Regions from separate parts of the Homo sapiens genome. Here region 2 is linked to region 1. A link is a loop called in an ENCODE intact Hi-C map of the cell type or tissue named here. Cell type or tissue: MCF 10A. All regions are shown on one strand.

The links. A loop is a pair of places that touch in the nucleus more often than their neighbours do. Peaks named below come from ENCODE experiments on the same cell type or tissue, not always from the same donor. Only the 100,000 strongest peaks of a DNase experiment are listed, where the experiment ranks them.
Region 2: a loop joins it to region 1, with 6 times the contacts of the local background. A loop is called at or near these places in 21 of 110 quality-filtered maps.

What each region holds. Positions count from the first base shown.
Region 1 is chr15:62,253,021-62,255,520 of GRCh38, reverse strand. It overlaps the pseudogene GOLGA2P11. Among named protein-coding and RNA genes, the nearest start is that of MIR8067, 50 kb to the left of the region's middle. RefSeq lists a silencer at 877-1,171 and an enhancer at 893-1,785. In MCF 10A, a CTCF peak has its summit at 973 (motif pointing right); a DNase peak (open chromatin) is centred at 1,000.
Region 2 is chr15:62,074,815-62,077,314 of GRCh38, reverse strand. No RefSeq gene overlaps it. Among named protein-coding and RNA genes, the nearest start is that of C2CD4A, 9.1 kb to the right of the region's middle. In MCF 10A, no CTCF peak of the experiment used is centred here; a DNase peak (open chromatin) is centred at 1,234.

The DNA.
Region 1 (2,500 bases):
AGAGGGAGGGATGTGGAAGGAAGATGACCCCAGGTGGCCAGGAGCGTGTGAGGACCAGTGACAGCCCTTCCTAACTTCTGTGCCCATTCTTGCAGGTAATGGGGTCACTGAAACAACTACAGATGGAGAAAGATCAACACGCTGAGAATCTGAAAGGAGAGAGCGCCTTGTGGTGGCAGAGGATGCGGGAGATGTCAGAGCAGGTGAGACCTGACCCTTCAGCCCCCACCGTAGATAGGTCACTTGATTGTTCCAGGCATCTGTGAAATGGGAGGAGCACAGCCAGAGGTGGTCATGGGTCTGGGCTTTGTGGAGGTAGGGGCAGAGAGGGAGATGGTAGCTTGTCCAGCTGCCAGCCCCTCTCTGCAGGGCCCTTTCCCCCTGTGCTTTGGGCAGGTGCACGCGTTGAGGGAGGAGACGGTGCATAGCATGAGTCGAGTACAGGAGCTGGAGACGATCTTGGCTGAACTAAGGAACCAGATGGGTAAGCTGGGGCTGGGGTGACCTGGGAGCAGGACTGGCATCAGAGGGCTGTGGGGATGGCTTAGAATGCCAGAGAGGTGGATGCATGGAAAGGCTTTGAGGCAGAGGGAAAGAGGTCTGTGCCAGGAGGCGGCAAGTCTTGTAATCGTCATGAGCCTCAATGTCCCCATCAGCAAAGAGGAAAAAGTGTGTGTTGTCAGCCACCCACAGTTGTCTCTATCTGAAAGTGGCTTGGAAGATTGGCTACCATCAGGGTGCAAGGAATCATTAGCAGGGAGGCCAAGTTTGGGGAGCCTGAGGGGTGCAGTGGATCAAGAGGAGGGTTTTTTTTTTTTTGAGAATGCAGAGGGTTTTTTTGAGAATCATTAGCAGGGAGGCCAAGTCTGGGGAGCCCGAGAGGAGCTGTGTACCAAGAGGAGGGTGTTTTTGAGAATCCAGAGGCCGTTATTGTCTGCTTCCTTTCTCAGCTGAATCCCACCCCTGGAGCCCCCAGCAGGGGGCGCAGCCCTCATGTGAAGCGGCACTTCTGAGGGGACCTGTGAGCCAGAGCCCTGCTTTGATGGCTGTGGATGAGAGGCGATGATTTTTCTAATCTGCCTCCATCCTTCCCAGTGCCGTGGGAGGCAGACACCAAGTTCTGGGGTCTGCAGCTGCAGCAGCAGCTACAGGCAGAGGCTGAGCACCTGTGGGAGGAGCTGGAAAGTCTAGCAGGACAGCTCCAGTGGGCCCACATGCAAGACAATGAGGACTTGAAATGCCTGAACTGGGAGCAGGAGAGGCTGCTGGAGCTGGGGCGGGTGGCTGAGCTCTGAGGGGAGCAGGCGGAGGTATGCAGGCAAACCCTGGGGACCGTGCAAAATGACCTCACCACCATCAGCCCCACACTCTCCCAGAACCCTGAGCTCAAGGAGCAGCTACAGAGAGCAGCTTTGTAAAACTGGTGCATCCCACCTGGGGAGACTGCCCTCCTCCCCAGCCCTCTAGGCCTTTGTTTCCCCATCTGTTAAGTGGGGCAGTGTAGCCCTCATGTGAAGTGGCACTTCTGAAGGGACCTGTGAGCCAGAGCCCTGGTTTGATGGCTATGGGGGAGAGGGGATCATTTTTCTAATCTGCCTCCATCCTTCCCGGCGCCATGGGAGGCAGACACCAAGTTCTGCGGTCTCCAGCTGCAGTGGGTGGCGTGATTGCTTCTCTCTGTCCAGAACAGTGAGAATATGGAGATCAACAATGCACTTTAGTCTGAGCAGCATGTCAAGGAGGAGCTGCAGGAGAAGCTGGGCGAGCTGTAGGAGATGGTAGCCCCTGCTGATTATGCCACTGCAAGGGAGAAGGGAAGAGAGAAGAGAGAGGCAGCTACATTGTACATTGCCCAGACTACTACTTCCTCATCACTGTCCTCTGCCCAGGAGGGGCCCAGTTAGGGTCACTCTGTGGCACAGACTGGCCGTCTGGAAGAACAGTGCCTTTCTCTTCCCTGACTTTGGTACACCTTCCTCCAGCCTGCTGTGGCTGCCACAGGTCAGAACCTGCTGCTGTCTTTTGCTGAACTCCAGGGGGAGCGAGGTCCTCATGTATTCATGAAGGAGGCCGTGCAGCCCCTGCTTTGAGCTTTGGCCATTCAAAATGCTGCCTAGCAGCCCAAGGCCTGGGCAAACCATATCCACACCCCCGAGTGGCTCCAAGCATGCATGACTGTCACTGTCATTGCGTGAGTATCTGTCATACCTGTTCCACACTCTTGTGTCCATGCCACTGAGGCACCTTCTCTCCTGCATGGCCCCCTAATGCCCTGCTTTGTTCTGTGACAGACGCCAAAGACAATGCTGCATCTGTCTAGCCACCTGCCAATGACACCGTGTTACCTGGTGGTGTCCCTTGCCCTGGTGCCAGTCTTGCTAGCATAGCGGCACCTCAGGTTCATGCTTCCTCCTCCTCTGCCCACTGCCCTCCTGTACCTACTATGGATTCTCTTCTCTTTTCACAAGTAGTTTGTTCCCTAGGGCCAGGTGCCCTTCCT
Region 2 (2,500 bases), 180 kb after region 1:
CTAAGAATCATTGTTTCCAGAACACATTTTACTTAGCTTGGCTCCAAAACTTAGTTCCTTTTCTAAGGCTGCCCTTCTCCCTTTCCTCTGCAGATGCAAGTCCAACCCACCTTTTGGGTATCCAAGGCCTAGCAGAGGCTTTGTGCTCACATCAACATGGGTCGAAATCATTGCCTTCCCCCTCACCAGCTGTGTGACCATGCTCTTCTCTGAGGATCATGATCTACCTATCAAGCCCTTCCTCACATAGCTGTGGCACAGAGACCTAATACTTAATGTCCTGGTATAGTGCCTGGAATTTGGTGAGTATTAAATAAATGTCGAGGCCAGGCGTGGTGGCTCATGCCTGTAATCCCAGCACTTTGGGAGGCTGAGGTGGGCGGATCGCCTGAAGTCAGGAGTTTGACACCAGCCTGGCCAACACAGTGAAACCCTGTCTCCACTAAAAATACAAAAATTAGCCAGGTGTGGTGGTGGGCGCCTGTAATCCCAGCTACTCGGGAGGCTGAGGCAGGAGAATCGCTTGAACCCGGGATGCCGAGGTTGCAGTGGGCCGAGATCGCACCACTGCACTCCAGCCTGGGTGACAAAGAGAGACTCCATCTCAAAAATAAATAAGTAAATAAATAAATAAATAAAAATGTTGAGATGTTTCTCATTTTCTGATTCCCTCTTTTAAGACTCCCTGTCTGTAGTACTATTTGTAACACTTACTTTGGCACCACATATGTTTCTCAAATGGCTCATATGAGTATAACTAGTCTACTAACTCTCTTTGCTATAGGATCCTGGCTCTAAGATAAGCATCCATTGAACATGCTAGAAGCTTGGAGAGAAATCTAGTAACATCATCTATTATGAAGCAAAAAGTAGAGCTAATATTTATTGAGTGGTTCTAAATATTAGCCACTGTGCTGAGGACTTCTAATGTATTATCTACTTAAATCTTTACAAAGATTTCATGTGGTAGGTAATATTTATTACTCCTCTTTACTAATGAAGAAATGGCATTTAGAAAGGCTAATTCATATGACCAAGAGACACAGCTAATAAATGACAGCTGAGATCTGTAACCCACATTCCTCTGACTTTGAATTTAAACTCTGCTTAAGAAATGAATTTGTTATTGACAATGATGTTTGTAGAGTTGCTACAGAGTGCCCAGGGCCCACAATCCAACCGCAGATTTGTAGGTGGAGTGGTGCCTTTGACTCATGACTGTTAGAAACCGGCTCTGCAGCCGTATTCTACCTCTGATGTCACTACATGGTTCATATTTCTGCTCCACCAGCTGCAGGATAATAAAGAAAGGAAAGGAGGGATTGTCGGCTCCTTGACAAAAGTAGACTTTATCAATCTACATAAAAGAAAAGCAAGAGAGTGTCTAAGCCCCATCTCTAGTCAGACTTTTCTCAGATTATGTAATTGTTATCTCCTTTAATTGACTCTCACAAAATTTGATCCTGCTGTATGATAGATCTCTTTATCTGTTTTTTTTTTTTTTTTTTTTTTTTTTGGCAGAGTCTCGCTCTGTTGCACAGGCTGGAGTGCAGTAGCGCGATCTTGGCTCACTGCTACCTCCGCCTCCTGGGCTCAAGTTATTTTCCTGCCTCAGCCTCCTGAGAAGCTGGGACTACAGACACATGCAAGCCACAATGCCCGGTTAATTTTTGTGTTTTTAGTAGAGACAGGGTTTCACCATGTTGGCCACACTGGTCTCAATCTCCTGACCTCGTGATCCACCCGCCTCGGCCTCCCAAAGTGCTAGGATTACCGACGTGAGGCACCGTGCCCGGCCTATCTGTATTGGTTTTAAATGGCTAAATTAATGAGTTTTGGAAAGAAACACAGTAACTCTTACTGAACACTAAAGCTGTGGAATCATCGCTGAATATTTAAAAATCTTGATGTTCCAGGTTTCTTTAATGGACCCGCATATTTTCTGAATATCTTATACCAAGATAATGATGATTACATTACATCGAAATTCGAACGTACAGTTTCTATTGAATACATATCGCTTGCTCACCATTGTGAAGTCAAAGAATTGTTAAGTAGAACAATTTTAAGTCGGGGACCGTCTGTATATATTTCCTTCAAAAGTTCCTTATTGTGCAAGTGTTGGTGAGGGTGTTGAGCAACCAGAACTCTTACACCTTGTTGGTAAGAAAGTAAAATGACACAACCACTCTGGAAAAGAGTATGTCAGTTTCTTAGAAAGTTAAATATACAGCTACCATATAATGATCCAGCTGTTCCACTCTAGGTATTTACCCAAGAGGAATGAAATCATACAACCATGCAAAGTCTTGTACATGAATTTTTGTAGCAGTTTTATTCATAAAAGCTTGAAATTGGACATAATCTAAATATCTATTAGCAGGAGAATGGATACTGATTCTGGAAGCCTAACTTCCCAAATGGGGTCAGCCTCCCTTTAAGCTTGTCTCATAATGAACTCCACCATATAAAGAGCTTGAAAGTTGTCATTCCCATTCTT